3 separate regions of the Homo sapiens genome follow, and all the other regions are linked to region 1. Evidence: read pairs that join two places in POLR2A ChIA-PET (ENCODE). Cell type or tissue: OCI-LY7. All regions are shown on one strand. Links, peaks and the distances in the headings refer to the core of each region. The heading gives the core; the rest is flanking DNA. Region 1 overlaps MEF2C (myocyte enhancer factor 2C). Region 2 overlaps MEF2C (myocyte enhancer factor 2C). Region 3 overlaps MEF2C (myocyte enhancer factor 2C).

Evidence for each region. Peaks named below come from ENCODE experiments on the same cell type or tissue, not always from the same donor. Only the 100,000 strongest peaks of a DNase experiment are listed, where the experiment ranks them.
Region 2: POLR2A ChIA-PET joins it to region 1 with 21 read pairs; 7 of 35 experiments call an interaction of 5 or more read pairs at or near these places.
Region 3: POLR2A ChIA-PET joins it to region 1 with 20 read pairs; 7 of 35 experiments call an interaction of 5 or more read pairs at or near these places.

What each region holds. Positions count from the first base shown.
Region 1 is chr5:88,730,915-88,738,719 of GRCh38, forward strand. MEF2C (myocyte enhancer factor 2C) reads right to left here. Exons shown (of 11, transcript NM_002397.5): 7 at 815-987. Among named protein-coding and RNA genes, the nearest start is that of GSCAR, 38 kb to the left of the region's middle. RefSeq lists enhancers at 1,239-1,288, 1,409-1,688, 4,380-4,479, 5,612-5,661. In OCI-LY7, for the core only: CTCF peaks have their summits at 3,955 and 4,253; DNase peaks (open chromatin) are centred at 1,477, 1,887, 3,557 and 5,767; H3K4me3 peaks cover 3,174 bases; H3K27ac peaks cover 3,418 bases.
Region 2 is chr5:88,824,441-88,832,245 of GRCh38, forward strand. All of the region lies in intron 1 of MEF2C (myocyte enhancer factor 2C), which reads right to left. Among named protein-coding and RNA genes, the nearest start is that of MEF2C, 55 kb to the right of the region's middle. RefSeq lists a silencer at 452-746. In OCI-LY7, for the core only: CTCF peaks have their summits at 4,783 and 4,982; DNase peaks (open chromatin) are centred at 2,961 and 4,801; H3K4me3 peaks cover 4,191 bases; H3K27ac peaks cover 4,722 bases.
Region 3 is chr5:88,814,757-88,822,561 of GRCh38, forward strand. The region is part of intron 2 of MEF2C (myocyte enhancer factor 2C); the gene reads right to left. Among named protein-coding and RNA genes, the nearest start is that of MEF2C, 65 kb to the right of the region's middle. RefSeq lists enhancers at 4,920-4,969, 6,736-6,835. In OCI-LY7, for the core only: no CTCF peak of the experiment used is centred there; no DNase peak of the experiment used is centred there.

The DNA of each region.
Region 1 (7,805 bases), core at 959-5,958:
GTTCTTGCTCTTAAGCAAAGCTAATTTGTAGAACACTGATGTAAGTCTCTTTGTTGTTGAATTTGGTCCCATAACATTATCTTCATCTTAGGCATGCAGACCCAGAAGAAAGAAAAATGACAGGGTCTGGGGATATAACCTCTATTTAAAATTTCTTATTTATTTATCTTCCTTAGAGGTGCTACAATTCTTTTTTGATGTAAAATATAACCTTTGTTCCTAAAATGCCTAGGATTTTAATTTGCTTTTGAGAGATAGCTATTTTCATGAAGTAAATGTATGGAAAGATGAATTGAGGCAGTGTGTAGGCATGCGATGTATTAGATATAATCATTGCAATACATCTAAGAAAGGATTTGCTAATTAACAGGAGAAAGTTCATTTAGAAATTGTGGAAAGTACTTTCTCATTGTCAGCGTGTTGAGGACATAAATATTGTAAAAATACTATGTTATAAAGTACCTCATTACCTATTATTACTCTGCTTATGGGACGTAGAGATTGACCGATGGTAGTGTCTGATTTTTTTCCAACTATAAATTGAAAGCCTTAAAAGAAAATGTTTTTCTTATCCTAGAACATCAGCCTAGTGAAGTTCACCAGATATATATATATATTTTTTTTACACGGAAAAGGGAAATGCAAACCAGTTACCAGAAATAATAGCTAAATACAAGCAAGGCTCTGTCAATGGCACTGTTATGTTAATTTTCTGGGAGAATGTTAAGTAATTCATCAAGTTAGACAAATATAAAAACAGCAAAACATATACAAAACATTATCAATATTTATTTAAAATGTAGTTTTGTATTACCACTGATGGCATCGTATTCTTGCTGCCTGGTGGAATAAGAACTCGGAGATCTGGTTTACGGTTATTCATTCCTAAATTCATTGGGGGAGGAGATTTTGCTTGCATATTCTTGTTCAAGTTACCAGGTGAGACCAGCAGACCTGGTGAGTTTCGGGGATTGCCATACCCGTTCCCTGTTAACAAAAAACAATAAAGCATTTAGGAAGAAATCTAGGTCAAATACGTTTCCGAAGAATACACAACATGAGAATAAAAACAAAAGCTTAATGGTAAGACGTACATTGCAAAACCATAGGATGACTGATTTGACCTCCATGGGACAAGTAACCCAATTAAGTATTCAATAGTCCTCTGAAGGAAGATTAAAAACTTTTTATGAGAAGAGAGCCAATATACATCAACTTGCTCAGAAGTCAGCATATACTTTTTTTCCTATCAAAAATATTCAGGAAGAAAGTCAGACAGTAGTTCAGGGTCTAAGAAAAGCACAGAACTGGTCTTGCACTTTAATTGACTAGCTTGGCGGAGGCCTGGCTGGCGTGACTCACTCTTTCAGTTCACTGGTTTGGGTTTTATTTTGTGTGTCTGTGTGTCCTTAAATGAAGAAAGGGCATACCAGCAAGACTGTAATTTCTAGGACAGGCAGGAGGAGGGGAAGCCGCTTACACATTTTGCTGTTCAGTTCCGCTTTTCTCTGAGTGAATTCTCTCTATGGTTTTTCTTCCATCTGCTTTGCCCTCCTTACTAAGTTCAGTGTACAACCCTTGCTTTCCTCCTCACACAGAACTTCAGAAAGCAAGACTCCTTCCCTGGAGCTGAAATGAAGTGATGATGCCTCCGCTAAAGTGCTGATTCACCAAGGCACAGGAATAGCCATTGAACTGGAAGACTGAAAGGGTTTTCTTAGGTCTCTGATGTTCAGTATCCTACTAACAGAAAAGTGGGTATCCCAAGGTCTGCGTTTTTCATATTTCAAAATATGACCAAGAGAGCTAGGGAGGAGTTGATTACAAATGCCAGCAGAGCTGGCATGACAGTGGACTCAGAAAGACATCTGCTGATTTCCTCCACTGCCTCTGAAGGGAGAATAAGAGAACTCAGCTACCTGATTCAACAATCCTTGCTAGAAACTAGACAGTTGTTTTCTGAAGCTTTCTAAAGGAGACAGTTAAACCTCATTGTTATTGCCATCATTACAAAACACAAGTATCTATTACCCCTGCATGAGTGAGATTGTGTGCTACCCAGTGAGGATGCAAAGACAAGGCCCCAGGCTTGAAAAGCTCTGAAATCTCTTTGTGGTAATCCAATACATACTCATGGAAAACATAAAGACCAATACAAGGCAGCGTAGGGTGAGGTGCCTGCAGAGTAATCCAGATTAAGTGTTATTGAGTTCCCGGGAGAGAAGAGGTGATCCAATAAAAGATTCACAGAAGAGGCAGGAATTGATGAGGGCCTTAAAGAAAGGCCATAGGAAGATATGTTAGGCTTGTGACTGGGCAGTAGGAAAGGGCTGAGGTAGGAGTTTAAAGAGCATGGTAAGGGGCACTGAGAGGAACCTGTTTAGAAGGGGACCCGTGAAAAGAGAGGGGTGTCAGAGGCTCTGGAGGGATGCAGGGGTTGGGCTGTGGAGATCTCAAATTCCAGGCTAAAAGTCCTTGGGTTTATATGGTGGAAATGAAAGTTTCAGAGTAGAGGTATGACACAGACCTCTAAGTGGTCAGAAAGATCTACTGGCATTGGTATACTCAGGAATTAGTAAGGCCTGCTAGTGTGGACCAGTCTGGAGACTACTTTGATGGCCTGAGATAGAGGCCATGAGGAACTGGGAAGGCAGAGCAAAGGTATATTTCAGGAGATATTTATGGGAACATCTTTAGAAGCAAAATATATTTGAGGCACACTGTATAAAGCAGATTTGTTCTTCATATCCCATTCATTTACCTGTCTCATTTTATGCATGAATAAACAGGCTGAATATATAACAAATAACTACAAGATTAAGTCTGTCAATTGGATTATGAATAAAATTATCCCAGTTCCTGGGGCAAAAAAACAAAAATAAAGCAAACTGGACACCCCCAAAACGTGTGTTAAGTGACAGGACTCACTTAAGAAATGTTGGTTGAATCTGAATATCAATTCCCTTCTATAAGAAAACTTCTGGAATATTAGCCAAATTCTCTAAAGCTAGATAAATATGACAAACCCCCAAATTTTCTTTACAGTAAATTCGAACAGTATTCCATGGCAAAAGCTGTTACATAAAACAATGCATTTACTTCCTCTCACTAGAAGAAAAAAACAAACAAAAGAGAGTATGTTCACTTAAAAAAAAAAAGCTTGACAAAATGGAGTGCTTAGAGGAGTTTTATATTTAATATGTCATCCTGAATCATTATTGTGAATATGTTATGAACTTAGTTTGAATTAATAGATTCTACGGGATAAAAAGAGAATAAGAACATCAAGGTCAATTCTGCTCTATACTTTGCTGTCAGCTGAAGGTCAGATGGACACACTGAAGACATATGTCACTTATCTATTAAGCCTGTGTGAGATCTGGTTTATATAAACAATCAAATGGAAAATTAGCTGGGTAATTTCAAAAGAAGGGGGAGAAAAAAGTCTGTTAAGCAGTGCAATGAAGCTTGAATAGATCAGAAGAAACTAAAACCCCAGCTCGGTAGATGCCGATACTGGTTTGCATGGAGGAGTTATTTTGCTAAAAGGAAGTAAAACCGCTTCGTGAAATGTGTTGTCCTGTGATATGACAAGCACTGGGCCAGTGTGCGAAAATGGAAATGCTTCACGGAGGCCTTGAGAAAAGTTTGTTTTTTTTTTTTTTTTTTTTTTTTTTTTTTTTTAGCATTTTCTACAGTAAACTCTCTGAGAAATTCCAACAAAGCCTATGTCTTTTTGCCCACATTTTAAACAGTGATTCAGGGCAGCAGTAGGGGAAAAAAAAGTAAATATACATTGTAGCTTTTCATTCAGTAAATACCTCAAAACTAAAAAAATTGATTTTAAAAGCCTTCTATTTTTCTCTTGGAATATTTCCTGTTATTTGGAAATTACGCCATTTTAGAAGATTAGTCACATATTTTAAGGTGTTTACATACTGAAATGTAAAATATTTTGAACCATGATGACACTTCTTAAATTCATATTTTTAGAGCATCAAGTTATTTTTAAGAACAAATAAATTCTGCTTTTTGCTAGTGAATTTCTGCTGTTTTTAGCATATTGTGCCAGCTAGCATTTTGGAGCCGTATAATAACCATTTCTGTTTCCAGCCACCAAATTGTTATTCTTTGGACATAATATAGATTCAGGAATGCAAGACTGTGGATCCTAAACCAGTGATATAGAAACCTATGATTTGAAAATCAATGATGAATACATGCGTGTGGTTTACTGCTAAGAAGAGCCTGCATTTAAACCGGCTGGGAAACCGCAGCCTCCTCCTCACTCAGAATGCTGCGGCCTGTGTTGAGCCTGTTGTCCCACCTTAAGATAAATTCACCAAAGAGAATGGTCGCATTTAAATTCAGGGGTCCGGGAGGTGGGAAACACCACCTCTCAACAACCTTCTAATATATGGATTCAACCTTTTTTCATGCTATGTTTTAAAATTACCCTCTGCCTGGACAATTATCAATTTAGACGTGACTGTATGCAGATGTCACATTCCTCTGACCACTTAAAGGCACAAAAATTATAAAGCAGGAGTGAATGGATTTCCTGATTATAGATTATAAGAAAATGAAGTACAGACCAACTTTAGAGTCAGTTTGTTTTATAGTTTCATTTGATTAAAAATATTGTTTTACATAAAAATAACAAATTTAAGCATATATGAGTTAACTTACATAAAGGATTAGAGAATCTACCTCTTCTGGTTACAAGTTTGTATATACTCATATTAGTGTCAATACATAGAACTTGAATGTGGTGTTAGGAGAAAAACATTTTTCTCCCCAGTTAACTTGCAAACACTTGCTGCATTTTTTTTATTGACTCCTATTTTAAGAAGTCGTAAATTCAAAGAACATATTCCTGGCTTAAGATATTATGAGGAAGGCATTTTGCCTTGTCTCACAGAGCTCACTTGAACATGTAGCTCTCTTTGAGCTCAAAGTTCTGAAACTTTCTTTTATTTGGATGTTTAGGCATTTTGAGTTTTCTTCACTTGTTTCTTTTTCTTTTCTAGGACTTTGAATTATGAATACAAGCATATAAGACTAATAAGCATAAACAGAATTAGTCACTATGGACCATGGCTAATTCTGCCATTGGCATAACCATTTTTTAATCTACCAAACTGTCATCTTCTATTATCCCCTCTCCTCCTTCCATCTCCATATCCAATGAGATACCAAATCTTATTCATTTTTCTTCAGAAATGCCTGTCTCTACTTCCACTGCCACCATCTTAGCTTTGGCTTCCATCACCATTTGAATAAATATTTCAGCAACTCGGCCGGGCGCGGTGGCTCACGCCTGTAATCCCAGCACTTTGGGAGGCCGAGGCGGGTGGATCATGAGGTCAGGAGATCGAGACCATCCTGGCTAACAAGGTGAAACCCCGTCTCTACTAAAAATACAAAAAATTAGCCGGGCGCGGTGGCGGGCGCCTGTAGTCCCAGCTACTCGGGAGGCTGAGGCAGGAGAATGGCGTGAACCCGGGAAGCGGAGCTTGCAGTGAGCCGAGATTGCGCCACTGCAGTCCGCAGTCCGACCTGGGCGACAGAGCGAGACTCCGTCTCAAAAAAAAAAAAAAAAAAAAAAAAAAAATATTTCAGCAACTCTCCATCTGGGCCTCTGGTCTCTACTTGAGGGGTTCTTCACCAGGCCTTAAGAGGAGTTTCAGGCCTTCAGAGGAGTTCCTTAAAGCTGTATGCAAACTTTTGTGCATTTGTGTGATGCTAACCAACCCACTCAAGGAAGTCTTTCTGAACTGCTACTTCCATCATGTTCCTTTTTCATACATGAGTGCTTAACACAGTTGAGTCAGTGCCCTGCCTGGCTCTCAGAACTGTCTACAGTTGACACACTCTATCTATGAAACCTAATTTCCAATGGTCACAGCCTGCCTTATGGTCCTCGGAATATATGCAAATCTTTGCTCTAGCAGTTCAATAACTGGCAGTATTGGCTCTCCTGTTTAATTCAAATTTATCTTTTAAGGATCAACTAAAGTTCCAACTCTTTCATGATGCCTTTCAGACAACTTCAGCCCACACTGAATTCACTCCCCTCTGCTGCAATTAGTGGCAGCGATAATACACAGAGTACTAGTTCTTTATATGTTTCAGGTGCTTCACAAATAGATATATAGAATATGCTAGAAAAATTAAGAATTATTCAGGAAAGGCACTAAAAGGTAAGTTATTGAGGGACAATGAGGTGAGAACTGAAAATGTAATGAGTAACTTGTTAAATTGAAACATCAAGGGTCTCTTCTCTTTATGCTACTTGAGAAAATTTTATATTTTAGATAATGATTGCAAATTGATGACCAAGTACACTATTGAGACAAACTGCTTATCTACCATATATATGAAAGCCAGGAAATCATGTAAGTGCCCACCTACTAAATTTGTTTATAGAGAGTTAATTAAAGCGTCTTTTCTACCTGTTGCACCTGTTAATCATTTCACAGCACATTACCTTAGCTAACTGCAAGTGGTAGAATTAAACAAGTCAGACATTTTCCCTAATGAAAATGAAAAGTTGAAGTCTCTGATATTTTCTTCCACACTGACGAGTATTTGTTGCCACAGGTTGTCGTTATATCAAGGTAAATCTCAATACTAATTTACTCATACAGAACTTTTCACCAAAAGATAAGCTGCATGGTATCCTAGGGAAAAGAATGGTGGCAGGGTGGCTATTAAGAGTGAACAGGAATTTATCAGATGGTTCAGAGAGAGGCTTTGCGGAGAGAAGGAATGCAGGACAGAGAGATCTCAGAGTTTAGAAGGAGGGGCATTCCTCTGAAGATGAAACAATGGATCTTGAAGAGCAGAAAGTTTTCCGAAGTTGAAAAAGAAGGCTTGGCTAACATGAACCTCTAAGATTATGTTAACTTTACACTGTAGGCTTTATACTAAGCTTTTACCAAATTTTATACTCTAGAAAATGAGTGCCTAAGATAGCTTCTTAGTTGTTAGCTTTATTAAATTTGTGTTAGGAAAGGAACAATGATGGCAGTGGAAAGGAGAGACAAAAGGGGGTTGGACTGCTGTTAGAGAAGCTAGTTAGAACGCCTTGCTCTAGAATACATGAGAAATGATGTCTGAATGAGGCAGCGCAGAGAGAAAGGTTTACAGGCATCCAGGAGTTGGGGACAAAAAAAAGATAAGGCAGAGTAATCTAGGTTCTACTCAAAATGTTTCTGTTAAGAGTTCTCTCAACCCTACAGAGCCTTAGTTTTCTCAATAGAAGTATTTCCCTAGTGTGAGAGAAGCATGAAAGTAATCTGAATGAGAGGCTCTCAGGTACTCATCTGAGGCAGTCATTGACAATCTTACCATCCAACAATATTAGCAATCGCTAACACAGTGTATAGTATTATTTACCAACAACACAACATTAAGCATACACATTAACTGCTCAGAAGAGTACCAGGCACTTGTAACTGCTATGTAAGTGCTAGATATTGTACATGGATATAAAGCACTTTTAATCTTCACAAGAACAACCCTGTGGGATACTAATAGTATCCCTATGAAAAATGAGAAATGAGAAAACCGAAGAAAAGAGAGGTCCAGGAATTTGCTCAATGTCAAACAGCTATCAACTGGTGAAGCTATGATTTGAACCCAAGCAGTATGTCCAGAGTCCATGCCCTGAAGTACAACACTACACTGCTCCTTCAGAACCAGTCATGCTCTGAGATAGTGAAAGCCTTTCTATGTCGAGTCTCATTTGCAAATTATGGGGATACAAATGAAGAGAGGACACAACTAGGGACAGGACAGTC
Region 2 (7,805 bases), core at 210-5,209, 93 kb after region 1:
TAAATGTCAACTAATTTAAATCTAAATCCTTTAATCTTACTTTAAAAAAATTATTGCTGTGAGAACACCTTAAAAATAATATGGAATATTTAATCTTAGATTACAAGCATCTATCAGCAGTGAGATCTTTTCTTTTTGAAAGCCCTTAAACTACATCTTAGATAACAAGAATCAAAAAAGATAAGCATTGACACAAAATAAATGGTGCAAAATTAAGATTATTCTTCAATTTATAACCATATTTTTTATAACAAGCCATCCTTCCTTTAAATTTAAATATTTAGAAACAGACATATCATGTCTTTGTGGAGTAAGATACAAAATTGCAGAAGCTTCACATTACATACTGGAGATCTCTGGGTCAGGAATTAAAATTAGAGAAATGATCATCAATAACATGAGATAAGCCCAAGAAACCCAGAATATTAAAAGTACATACTTTACTTGGTTTTAAATTACATCTGAAAATATTTGAACACAACGGAAGTTAATTGCTCTGAAATGTGAAAGTTAACAAGAAAGCATTCCACAATGGGTTTTTCAAGCAACAGCTCCAATTATTCTACTTCGTTTTAGGTCAATGAATGCAACAACTTTACACACTGCTCAGAATTTCCCTGTTTATTTTAGCTGGTGTCTGACAACGGACCTGATAAATTCCCACATGTATTATGTAATGCTAAGCCAATGTCCTGGCTATTTAATAGATTGTTTGGCTCCAATTCAAAGTTCTTGGAACAGGAAGGCTGTTACACATTCGGTCTGACCATTAGCTGTCTTCTGATTTCTTTAATTTAATTTCCAAATTCTTTATCACCTTGGGTATTTTTTTTTTTTTTAGTTTTTGGTGATTATTTAATTGCAGAAGCTATTATGATATAATTACTTCTGGTGGATTAAGTGCTGCTTAAATACTAAGACTATCCATTCTCTTTTGCCTCACGCCTCTCTACTAAACTGCAGCTCAGTTCTGCCTCTCATAATATGTATGTTGAGTAACATTATGACCACACAGTGCTCATCAAAAACTATTGCTCCAGCTGTAATTTTAAATGTTGGAGGTGGTTCAAAATTCTAAAGAGTTATAGAAATAACACACATTTGACAAATACATATAAAAATAGTTATAACATATTGAAATCACATTAAAATATGAAAAACCCACAAAGCATAATTGCATCATATATTTGATGTTGCTAGACACTGTCCATCTATTTTTAGAAAACGTCTTAAATGTCACTCAATGGGGCAACTTTCCTGTGTTTCCTATAGTCTTACCTTAGAAGCAAGCAGTGTGTTAGAATGGTATTTCCCATGCACGTTTAAGACCCCAAAGATACAAACAAGCTTTCTCTATCACAGAAAGCCAATCCATGAATCCACAGCAAATGCATATAGGACAATTTCCTTTCCTTTCATTTAGCTGAGGCCGGTGGCACTATCGGCTTACAGGACTATGCCTGCCTAAGCGCTTATTCACTTCAAGGTGGAAGGTCAGGGTGAGCAGATTAGAGTGTGGTGATAAGGCAGAAGAGACAAGAACATCTACAGATCCTGATTTCAAAATACAAATAACCAAACAAGCAGCAAAACATCCTTGGAGAAAAGTCTCAGAAAGACAGAGAGAGTTCCTGATGAACCAAACTTAGGAGAGTTCCTCCATATCATCACCCCATATTTCACAACTTTGAATGAGACCATTTTTAAAAAGAGCAGAGCAAGGACTTAAAAAAAAATTTCTTAAAACATGCTGGAAAAAAATTTTGCCAAAGAGAATGTGTGTATGTATCTATGTATATATAAGTGGTTGATAAAAATGCCATTGAATATATTTTCTTTTTTGAAATATGCAAAGCAATGTAGAGAGAAGCAAGTTTAAATTTCAATAGAACTAAACTTTTGTTTTCTGTATAAATATTTCTTGAGGTATTGCCTTCAGAACATTTCTAAAATCCAAAATTTAGTATGAAGTACACGTGCAGAGTAATATGTGGTGATGATGACACTAAGTAACTGGTCATGAAGTAAAGTCTATCATGAAACGTGGTTTAGAACATTTGATTATGGGTCACCACATTTCAAGGCTGTCACTAAAAATTTAAAGAATTAGGAAGGTCAACAATAGCTCACGCATTGTTTTCTTAGCACAACATTTTCTCTAACCTAATTTTTATGCAAAAACTATATTAAAAGGTCAGTTTCAAGTATCAATTTGTAGGAGGCCTAGAGAGGCGAAGAAAGAGATTATTTAACTTTAGTAATCTGTAAAACTGTTTTGTGTGTATATGAAAAAGGAATATAACAGCTAGCCTACATGTAGTAAAATTTCAAGTTATGCTGAGAACTTTCATTACGTACAATCAACCATAAGCTTAAAATAATTCCAACAGCCTTGCCACTACTTTTTTTCCACAGGAAAGAAGCATTCTTAGAAAATGACAGAGCTACATATAAATAATCACTAATTTAAAAAAAAAAAGATGAAGAACTGCTCTACTATAGTTACACTCTATAGAATTACAGTCTTCTGCATTTTTTTTTTCTAAAGAAAAAATGCCAACCCAGATAAAAGAAAACTAAAATGAGGCTGCTTACTAAAAAGGGGAACTTCATTATGGCAGGCTTCTGCTCATTTTGAGTTTGGCATAAGCAGGCAGATGAAGGCAAAGTGGTTTGAGACCCAAGTCGAGAAGAATTTCTTCTGGACAGATGCTAAAGATCATTCTCCCACTGGGCTATCTCATTTACAAACAAGTTCCCTTGAGTGACACATACCTCCCCCCTCCATTTCCCTCCTCCCTCCCTCACTCTTTCTTGCCCTCTTCCTCCCTCCTTCCCTCCTACAAATCTCTCCCAGTAGCACAGAAGAATTTTGACAGAATGGCAGGAAACACGCACACAGACTGGTCAGGGAAGGATATGATGTCAGCAACCACGAACAATAAAAGGTGTAAAGGTGCTTCCTTCCCTAAACTGTTCCAGAAGTGTAAAATGGGAACCAAAACTCTCCACTTCCTTCTCTGAGCAGAACCGTCTGAGTGTGCTGTGCTGCACACCCCACACACAGAGGCCTTGGAGAGGTTCAGATAAGGGACAATGAGGACAATTCAGACCGGGAGCGTGATTTTTAATTTCCATCTTTAAAACACCTGAGAAAAATTCATGTCAGCTCTAGGTTAGTGTTTTATTATGATTGCTTTAAGAAATGAAAATAAGAAAACAAACACATTGACTTCATTGAAATAGCAGATATATCTCAGTTATTGTTTACCAGGCCTTACAAAAGTCATCGTACACAGTTAATGCAGTCATATAATTGGAATTTACCCTTTGAGGCAAATGAAAAATATGCAAGCAAAGAACCAAAATAGATACATTAAAACTTTTGGTTAAAAAAAAGAATTATGAAAACCGGCAAAAAAAAAATCAATGCATGCTGGTAAAATATGCTAATCATTTGTTTGCTCCCACATTAAAAAAAAAAAAAAGATATACTGAGGGGGAAAAGATTCTTATGGTTATTGAGTTTCTCGAGGTTCTTTAAAAAAATTCAAACTAGGAACCAAAGTGAATAACACAAACTCTGCATCTATAGTGAAACTATTTAATCTCCTCACTATTAGGTTCTTTCTAACATGGAAATGGCATTCTACATAAGGTTTCTGTAGGAAGAAAACCACATATCAAGCGTATCTGAGTCATCATCAGATTTCAATCATCTTCCCACAACACTTTGATTTAGAAGTTAAACATAACCTTCAGTTATGTGTTTTGATCTTAGAGTGAAACTGCCATGCCACATTAAAAGATGTGGGAAGAAATTAATTCTCTTCTGCTAAACTTATCTTTGCAAAGCATGTATTTTTCTGCAATAAGTACAATGCAGTCACTTAAATAAAAACAGCCTATGAATAATGGTAAAACATTGAAATATGTGATGTCAATTTTCAAAAAAAAATTCCGGTTTTCTTTGATTCATATTAGCAGATCTTTTTGATTGACTTACATTTTCACTAACACTAGTATCCTCAAATAATGTTTTGTAAAAACTCAAAGCTGAAAACTGAGCACACTCTATCACACAACACTAAATAATACTGTTAAATAAATACAAGCTGGATACATCGTAAGGGGCAAAAATGATCATAAGCCCAGTTGCTGCAAACCTAGTATTGCTAAATCAAATAATTAAATGATTCATTATCTTTTTAAGTGGAAAACTTTGCTCAATATGTTACATCTAGTTACATTTAGGTTTCTATTTTGTGATTTGTTTGATAAAATGTATGAAGCATGCAATTATATTTTGGTTAAAAGGAACAGGCAGAACTTTTACTTTTTTTCCATTAGGAGCTATTCTGAACTTCAAAAGGTATAACCAAATTACTACTCCTATTGATGCTCGACTGCGTGATGTCTTGAGTTGAGGAGGATTTCTTTGGCCTTGAAAGTTGCTCCATTTCTCTCTAAGCTTACCATGTATTTTATAAATATACCATTACCTTAGCTATGAGTGCATTCTGAGTTTATTTCCAAATCACATACCCAAGACTCACTCTTCTAAGGGTAATAAAAGAACAGCTATTCTTTTCCACTAGATAAATACCATCATGCCATATGCCAATTTATTTTCCTAATTTATTCCAATTTAGTATCAATATGAATTTCAAACCATCTTCAAGTCTCAGTAACATAGTACCACATATACAAATAATGTTGACCATCTTTTCCATTTCCTCACATCTGCCATGCTCCTTCCTGCCACTAGGCCTTTGTGTACTAGGCAATTCTTTCTGCCTGGATGTTCCTCCTTTCCTTTTGTACCTCCTTGACTTCTCCTCCCTTCTGTCTCAGCTTCAGTTTCACCTCCTCAGGAAGTACTCCACGCCCTCCTGATGACATCGAATTTCCCTCTCATAAGATCTAAGCACTGAGTCCTTCTCCTTTGCAGCACTCGCAGCAATTGAAACTGTATGTTTGCTTGTCTTCCTCAACATCTGTTTTATTTGTTTGTTTCACCGTTTTATCCACAATATATACCCTAGTGTCAAACATATAGAAAGAGCTAATGACTATTCGTTGACTGACAATCAGTTAAGATGTGTATCTCTCAACTGACGTATTTTCTTTTCTTCAGCTTCTACTTTTACTGACTACTACTAAAAATATTTTACTATTTTTGCTTACACAGAAGCAGATTGATAACCTCACTTAATACTTCGCCATATTTACATAGCATCTCCTATGTGGAATTAGAATAATTGATACTGAGAATTGGAAGTTAAATGGATTTTGGGGTCAGAAAAAACAGGGTTAGAATTCTAGCTTGGTACTTGGACGCTGTGTGACTCCAGACTGATTATTTAATCCCTTGGAACTGTTGTTTCCTTGCCCTACCCATAACTGGGAAAAAAATCTTCATTTGTAGGATGGTTATGATCATAACATGTGGTACTATATGTGAATCCTGGGTACACAGTAGTACTGGGAACATGGCCTGCTGCTCGTATGATTGCTTCCGTTTGAAGGCATAAAGTGAAAGTCCTATCATATAGTAATGCTATCAAGTGAATAGTGTAGTCCTTACATTTACCATGAAGATCTCACTTTCCAAAGCTAATGATTAGCAATTCTGACAGATAATGCCTCATTTATCCTGTAACAATAATCACCAAATGAAGAATAAATTTACAGTGTTAAAAAAATTAAGAAGTTTCTCTTACATATCAGCTACGGAAGAGCTTCAGGCTGCAAAAGTGGAAATAACTAGGGAAATACATCAATTTTCCCCATGACCACGGCTGCTGAAAACTCTACATTAATGCTTCTAGTCCTACTTTAATATCTTTCCCCAAGGACAAAAAGAGATGAAATGTATGTCAGAAATATAATAAGGCTAAAAAGGAACTCGTTTTCTTAACCCCTGCAATTAATTTAATAAGTGGGCCTAACCTGCCATTATCCCTGACATACATCATTTTATTTACACAGTTCCAGAATTTAGGAGACACATACCTTTATACAATTGTATTGCATTATAAACAATTTAATAACTGTGAGGGAAGCACAGTCTCCCTGTCATAGTTATCCATGGTCTATTTTGTCTTGGACACTTTTTTCACACTGCAGCTAAAATAGCATTCTCTATTCCCATGCCAAAATAAACTCCAAATGGTCTAAATATGTGAAGAACCTTGTGCTATCCAACCCTACCACAGCTTTTAGTCTTTCCACATCATATTAGGTAATTAATTCAGGGTTCTATCATGTCTTTGTTTTTCTAATTTTTCACAACAGTGCAGCCACCATGTTTTCTTTCAAAGGCCTCTGAGTGATGTGGTAGGGCTCACCACAAAGGTAAAGCCTGCACTGTCTTATGACAAAGCAAGAGCTACAATTTAACATCAGATTGTGTTCTGTTCCCCAGCTCTAACCTCTCAGTAAGCACATGCAGCTGGATTTTTGTTGCTGTTATTGAACAAAGCAAGTTAAGCACTATACAACATCAACCTCAGTCAAACAAAATAGTCTGTAAAGCAAGCTAGGCTAGAAGTTGGAGATGTTGCTATTATAGATTTTCATGCTATTATGATAAAAACATCTAAATTCCCAGGCATCTCATGACCCTGTTAGAAAAAAATTATGTTCGTTATATTCTTCATCTTTAATATATCATATTTCACGATTAAAATGGAAATACTCTAAAAATATTTTTCTCATATGCCTATAAGTGTTGAACACATATTTCAGTCTTACTGATACATTTGTGCATGTGTGCACATGTGTGCACAGCACATGGAAAAACACATTTTAGTCTGTCGAAATGTGTAAATAAAACAATAAGAGTACATTTTAAGACACCTGAGTTGTCTTGAGTATTATCACCAGTAAATAATCACAATATTATTAAGATCGTGGTGTGAATGCCTAAAAGGACGTTCTCAGTAAAAGCTTTATTTTACTCTGCATTCAAATATTATGTTAAATGATTGAAAATTATGTCCTTGAAAATAATTTGCTTCTTTCATTATTTATTTTCCAATTTACTTAACATTTAAAGATGACCTTGAAATGGGAAGAAATACCATTGTCCCCCTGCCAATGTTTTTGTTGTACATTAAAGAGAAAATGCTAGATAAATCATCTGTTATTTAAGTGGAATGTCATTTATTTTTATCTCTAAACCTTCACATTTAGAAGGTTTACACAGAAACTTTACATGCTCAAATATGTGATGTTCAAAATGCTATAATACTATCTCTCAAAATATATATGATATTGCTATTATATGTGGCTCAACATGGAACTCAGTGATTCATCAATTTTTCTATTTCTCTTCATCTCTTTTACAGCATCCTAATCAACCTAATTAAGGCTTTGTTCATCTGAAACCTCTGATGACAATTTGTTTAACTCTATCCCACTGTGGTCTTCTTATAAGGAGAATTAAATCTGATCTTCTGACAGCAATCATTAAATGATCCCAACTGGCCCCAATTAAACCACATGGCTCATGGGCTTCCATACAGTCAAGTGCCAAGTTCTCTGTTTCATTCACACATTGTTCTTGGTTTATTTTCTTAAAGCCAGTTAAGCATGTGTCTTATCAAGTGGAACTAAATTTCCTTATGTACATTAGCTCCAGACACAGTGTGTCAATTGACTGCACACCAAAGTATCACATAGGACTTCTGAAGCCATTCTATACAGCTGCAGAGGTACTAGCGAAAAAGAATCTTTACATTTATTTACTCATCCTGAAATGGACCCACATGTACATTCTCGAAATAATACACGTGTTTAAA
Region 3 (7,805 bases), core at 2,261-7,260, 85 kb after region 1:
GCACATTAATGAAACGAGTGTTTATTAACAAACTCATAAAAGTTTGAGTTTTAAAATTTGTGACAGCTGAATTCTGATGCATTTGTCTGCATGAGGAAAAGGAAGAAGGATGACCGAAAATTGTTAACTTGATCAGGATATAAGAGATTTTACTGTGGCCCATTTTAAGGCCTAGGAATGTTTTGCCTTTTGAAAAGAGAAGACTAACACAGCAGGCTTCACATTTTTTATATGGGCTGCTCAAGTCTGCCTGGTTTGTTAAAGGGCTAATTTTCATTCTAAATCCAATCTGTAGATGCAGTCATAAAATAAATACCTTTGTTTCTCTGTATCTCATCTACATAAGAGATATAATTTGAATCTGAGAAGAATCAAATAAACCAGATTAATATTTTGGGGGCAAAAACATGTTTACTAGTTCAACAAAGCCAAATGTACCTAAGGGAAAGGTCAAAGGATACTTCATTCCCTGCTGAGCAAATGCTCAGGAAGCACATTTGTCTACATTTTCCTGTCATAACAGGAAGAGTGTAACTTCTTCCTTTCCACAATAGCCTAGGTTTTACCTCCTAACTCCAATATTTTCTCCCCCAGGGCCTTCCAAATCAATCCTTGCAAGACAGAAGGCTGTCTCCCTTATAGTTTCCAAACAGTTACATTTGTTGAAATGTTATTTAAATGTTAGTGATTTCTTTAGTTAAACTGTTCCAATTTAAAATTAAAAGTCAAATTTCCAAACATTTAGACTGGTTCTCTAATTCTTATTAATGGTCCAACATATTTCAAAAGAAACACAAATACACATTACATATTATCAATTTTTAATTTTTTTCCTTAATGATGTCATTTACTTAATTTTTTAAAATTTTTGCCAAAGCCATTATCCTCAGAAAAAATAAGTTTCCAAACTACCTTCAACAAGAATACATTGGGATGCAAACTTTAAAAATACCCTAATAATTTTTGAAGTAGTTTCATTTTGAACTAAATGTTAAAGAAGTGCAGACTGCAGAGGACATGGCTTTTGAAACAATTAGCATCATGTCTTTTAATCTACAGTTTGGAAGAAACTTCTCGGTGTATGTAGTCTATTTATAATGTTAATATTTTTAGTGTTGGTTTCTCAGTAATACAATGTCACACAGTTTGTGCATTTGCAAAGCTAAAGGTGACTTGTAGCAGACAGAGTGGTGTGTGCATGCATTCCCAGAGGTGAAAGGGGCCATTCAGTATCAACTTTCTTCACAAAATGAGATACAATAAATAAAAGCATCAGATTCTTTTTAAATTACAGTTTTAAGTAGAAATTATATGAGATATACAAATTAGAACTGGAAACAATAAAAACCCTTGAGGCCCTCAAGTTCAAAGAAGAGTGACAGAATTCTAGAAGTGACAATTATTCTTTTCCTTATGAAAATGTTGGCCTCTCTCAGATTTCCTACCAAAGGAAAGTGAATGAATGAGATTGACGGGAGTTGGAGCAATATCTTTCTGGCAGTAAAGGAGTAGATCTAGCTGACATAAATATAAAATATCATGCACCGAACAGGATAAATAGTAATATGTGTGGCACACTGTTGCTGTGATCCTACTACATGGTGGGGAGATTATTTGTGAATTCTTTTCAAATTGCTAAGGGATAAAATGGAAATGAATGGCCTGAGGCCACAGCTGTTAAACATACATCTGAGCATTCTGCCTACTGCTTTTTTTTTTTTTTTTTTTTTTTTTAATTTGGAAACTCTTACAAGTATTATTTAGGTCATTTTCCCTTCTGGTTTTCTTTTTCAACTCTTCAATCACCAGCAATTCCAAATCTTTGAATAAAAACTTTTCCCTTGGTAATTTTAAGATTAATAAAAGAATGATTTAACTTATATGCATGAGGAGCTTTTAAGAAGGCATCCCCAATATGTGGCAATAGACCCTATAATTCAATTCTGATGGGTATGATGTCCTAAAATATTACTATGACACACCCTTATTTTATTTATATGAAATAAGTTTAGTATAATTTTTAATACAAGTGTTGGGGAGGCAGGCATCTGTTAAGAAATGATACTAAGAAAAAACAATCATCATCATCATTATTATGAGGTATTTGCAGGCTTATTTTGGATTAAAAGATAGGAAAATCAATAATTTTTCACTGATTGAGCTTTTTTTCACTAGGTCTGAAAGAGATTCCAGATACTTCTTGATTAACAAGTATAATTCTTCTACAGTATTTAAAGAAAAACTCACAAGTCTGGAAATTCTGTTTGTGGAGGTGGCCAAAAAAAGTGCATTTAGCAGTGGAGACTGCATCTTCCATCTATTCTCCAACTTATGGTTTGGAATTCACCGAAAAATTATTTTTTTGAAGCAATTAATTTGTATTTCTCAATTATCCAGTTACTCACATTTAAAGAGTGAATGTATCTCTCTTTCAACAAATTTTCTATTAGGTTATTAAGATGTAACTCCCAAATTTAGAACTGTAATTAACTTGATGAAAACCAGGAAAAAGTAAGGAGTAAAATTTTTTCTTTTTAAAGAGTCACTTGAGGGAATCTATACATCTCTTTTTATTTTTCAGTTTAGTGTCGAATAGACCAGATTTAGTTTGAAAACACATCAGTATGTAGAAACTGTCAGAAGCTGCATCTACACTGAACACATTTTTCCAGCTTTTTTCCTAGTTCATCTTATATAATTTATAATTCATATGAAGAGACTGAGATGGGGACATAAGAAGAGGGAAAGTTAGAAAATGTAACAGCTATGAACTCTGAATTCTTTTAGTCATAAGGGGATTCTCCTGTTCTATTAACAGAATGTTGCAAATTGTCTTTAGTTTGTGCTCCAGTTATTGCACTGATAATTACATGAAGTTTTGTTTGCTGGCAAAAACTATTAGTGTGCCAGATCTGATGAAAGAAAAGAAAACTTAAGGCATTTAAATATATTTCTTTCTTAACTTACTATTTTAAGCCCTAACTGTGTTATCTGACAAATATTTAAATGTCTTTTTATAACAAGTTGCACAAATAAATTTGGGCTTACCTCTCCTATCCTTTCAAAGTAGGAAAGCTGAAATTTTCAAATACAAACATACAAGTAAATAGGTTTAGGCTAAGCATGCCTAATTTTTATATATCTTTCTTCCTAATATAACAGATTTCTAAATATATTGTTTGTAGAAAGAGTCATATAAGGACAATATTCATTTAAAAACTGTTAAAGGACCCAAAATTACAGCTAAATAAGACAAATGCATTCAAGTGTTCTATCCCACCAAAGGATGACTACAGTTAATATATCTTACAGTTTGAAATAGCTAGAAGGAGGATATTGGAGGTTTCCAAGACAAAGAAATGATAAATGTTTGAGATGATGGATATGCTAACTACCCTGATTTGATCACTATACATTATACATATTAAAACATCACTGTGCACCCTATGAATACGTACAATTATTTGTTAATTTAAAAAATTTTAAACACAAAAGAAATGAAACAAGCACCCCCAAAACCATCTGTTCATAAAAACCAGTTTGTTGTTGAACTTTTTAAACCTTTGCATATATATGTTACTGTAAAATACAATAAAAGTGTCACAGAAAAAAATCTGTTTCAGGAGCATGATTAAAAATTGGTACCATGTGAAAGAGGGTAAGACTGCCTAACTGATGGAGGTATTTCAAGGGTAAAAAAAAAATGCCGACGGAGAGACTGAAACTGTAGTGTTAGCATAAGCTAGAAGCTGGTAGTGATAAAAATGGTGAGGAGTAGTTAAAAATAATTTGGTCAGTAACATATATTTGAAAACAGGTCCCACAAGCATAACATTTAGGAAACGACTTCTCCCCATCCTTGTCATAAATCCTCTGCAAACGTCCTGTGTGATCTTTCCTTCTTGTCCACAAACTATCCTCTCTGCATCAGCTCACTCCTGCTCTGGTATCATTCTCTAGCCCCTTGTTGGCTTCTGAAGGCTCCTTTGTGCTCCTGCTCTACCTGTTCCACTTTTCCATCCATCTCCTCAATACCCTTTTAAAATAAAACCCTCATGAAATGAAGGTTTAGGTAACATTCTTTATTGTGCTACACAGTACAAGAGTTGTTTTGATAGAAATCACATTAACTATAATAGCTAATGGTTCAAAGAGCCTGAGTCTTAATAGGAATAGCTAATAGGTAAATTTATTGAGCACTTATTATTTGGTGGGTGCTTTACATTTATTGCTTCATTTAATTGTCTTAAAGACCTAATGAGAAAGGTACTAACTTTTTTTCATCCTCACTCTAGTGATGAGGGTACTGCTGAAGCTCAGAGGGTCTAAGTAACTTGCTAGAGGGTCACATAGCTAGTAAGTGGCAGAACTGGGACAAGAACGAAGTTTGTGTGTCTCTAAAAACTATGCCTCTTAGCCATTTGATTATACTGGATGCAGTATAATTGGGAAAAGTAATGACACAAAACCATGCTCTTAGTTATTATATTACACTAGATGCATCATGACATAATTTTAAAAAGCATAATTTGTTTCGTGTTGAATATGAGAGATCCGGGCTCAGATCTTGGTCACTTCCCAGTTTTAACTGTACAATCTTGAGCCAGTTATTTAGAACTTAACAGGACCTTCAAAGCTTTGCGATATCTGGGTCCTGTCTAACATCCAATCTTTTCTCTCATTTCTCTACAGTCATACACCAGGCTTAAGTCCCACTGATCTTCCTTCAGCTCCTCAGTCAAGCTCTTTCCTCTCTTAAGGAACTTTGCAAATACTGCTTCTGGAATGCTGTCACCTGCCTAACTCTGAATCATCTTTTAGCTCATCTTTTAGCACTTCCTCAGGCCTTTCTCCAACCCTGATGTAAATAAAGTACCTCCTATTATTCTTTCATAGCACATATAAGTGAAATTTTTGTTATATATTTTTATATTTCATGTCTGTTTAACTCAATCAGGGGTCCATAAACTGTAGCCTACAAGTGAAATCCAAACGCCCTGTTTTTGTCAGTAAAGCTTTATTGGAGCACAGCCACACAGGTTCATTTACATACTGCATACGGCTTTCAGACTACTAGGGCAGAGCTGAGTAGTTGAGACAAAAACTATATGGCTCACAAGGCTAAAAATATTTGCTATGTGGTCCTTTACAGGAAAGCTCGCTGAACCCCTAAAGCAGAGGATAAGCTGGATGAGATTCTTGTTCACCACTGAATACTTGGTGTTAGGTACACTGCAGTCTAGTAATATTTGTTGATTTCACAGATAAATGAATTATTCAGCCATAAAATGGGACTTATTAATAAAAATTATTTGTAATTATATATATATATATAGTTCTTGGCACATAATTGGTAACTACTTTTATTAGGTTGTCTGAAAATTTCTGTAAGATAAATTAACAATTCATAATGTTATTTTTACATACTTGCTTAAGAAATCCATGTTGTCTAAGCTTGAAACTAAGAAAGAAATAGTTTTTGTAAACTTGGAAATGCCAAAAAATTTTTTTAAATAAAAAAGCTGTCAATTTTTATTCTCACCTAAACTATTTTACGTATTGATGTTTCTGAATTTGAGCTGTCAATTTTTATTCTCACCTAAACTATTTCATGTATTGATGTTTCTGAATTTGAGCTGTTCCCTACTTCCATTATGAAAGACAGCTAAAGTAAAGGTAAAATTCAATTTAAACAGCCATTCTATTTCACAACAGTTTTATTTCTTAATGATATACAACTTATAACATCAGTGCTGTAATATTTCATTTCACACTTGAAGTCAGTATTTCTTTTTCTGGAAAAAACATAACTTATTCTGTGTATAGCTAAATAAACAAGTGCAATGGCAGAGCAGTCTTTGACAACTTTTAAGAAAAGATGACAGTGAGCCATTGCATGAGGTTCTACTGGACAGTCTACAGTGGGGCAGCTTCAAAGAGGGCAAAGCATTTTTCTTTGCAACATGTGAATACACAGTTGAAAGAAAGCCCAGGTTACGGGTGCCTCTACACAGTATGATATGCTGTTTCGGATTTGCTGGTTTTGTTTATTAGAAGTGACCTACATAATTTAGGCTCTTTCCCAAATGACTCTTACAACTGCTCTCATAGTAGGTGAGAGGTGCACAAGACAAGCATTTATATGTAAGATGTTTGAAATTGTCAACAGCCTCTAAAATAATCACTGAAATATATATTAAAACATGGTGGATTTCAAGTTTACTAATTCTGTTTAAAAGTATTGAACTTACAGGCCTACTGTATCTAAAGACTGGAGAAAAGAATAAATATACCCTAAATTCTAAAGAATAAAATCAAGAAATCTGTCTTCAGAATTTAAAAAAATGATAAGTCAAACTAAGCTGAATTTAAATAAGTTTTCTTCTTCTAAAGTTATTATGACTTCTAACCTGGATGAGGGTAACAGCCACTGTAGCTGCAACTATATATAAAAAAAGAAAAGATATTCAATTATTAGCTCAAAAGTGCGACATTAAGATTCTTTGTTTGTTTGTTTTTTGTTTTTTTGAGACAGGGTCTCACTCTGTTGCCCAGGTTGAAGTGTAGTAGTAACATGATCACGGCTCACTGCAGTTTTGACATCTCGGGTCCTAGTGGTCCCCAAGTGGTTGGGAACACAGGTGCATGCCACTACCACACCCAGTTAATTTTTTTTTAACTTTTTAAAATAAGAGATTGCATCTCCTTATGTTGCCCAGGCTGGTCTTGAACTCCTGGGCTCCAGTGATCTGCATCTCAAAGTGTTGGGATTACAAGCATGAACTACCACTCCCGGCTTTAAAATTATTGTATCCCTAGAAATCCTGTCATTTGTTACAACATGAGTGAAACTAACTGGAGGACATTATGTTAAGTGAAATAAGCCAGGCACAGAAGGACACATTTTGCATGTTCTCACTCGTGTGGGAGCTAAACTTTTTTTTTTTAAAAATTGAACTCACTGAGATAGAGAGTAGACTGATGGTTACTATAGGCTGGGAAGGGTAGCTGGGCATGGAGTGGGGAGGGGATAAAGTGGGGATGTTTAATGGATACAAAAATAGGTAAAATGAATAAGATCTAGAATTTGGTAGTACATAGGGTGACTACAGTTAACAAGAATTTATCATATATTTGAAAGTAATTAAAAGAGTAGAATTGGAATGTTCCTAATACAAAGAAATGATAAATGCTTGAGGTAGGTATACCTCAATTACCCTGATTTTGATCACTGCACATTGTATACCTGTATCAAAACATCACATGTATTCCATATTATATACAACTATTATGTACCCATAATTAAAAATAGAAATTAAAAAATCTTGTATCCCTGTTTTTTCTAATAAAGCATAATAAAAGCTCATGAATTCAACCTGCAAAAATTTTCTTCTAACTTTGCAAGCAAAAGAAGATATAATGAATATCATAAACCTAAAAATTATCTGGTATTGGTAATAAAGTGCAAATGCTAATTCATATGTTTTTGACTATACTCAAAATAGGTTCTGGTCCAAATAACAAGGTCCAAACAGTGTTACATGACATTCAATATTTCAGTCTTAATTTCAATTTCAAGCTATAGGCCAATTAAAAAATAGCGGTTTTCTATTGACACAATGATTGCTCTTTGGCTTGATCCACAGCAAGAAACGATGTGCATGAAAACACTAAAGGAATCCACCATAAATCTTAGTATTATTCACCCTCTAGCTAAACATGCAGCCAAAAATAGTTCAAGTTGTGTGTACCTGAAAATATATAATAATTTAGAGGAGTATAAACTTGAAAACCTAAAAGTTTCT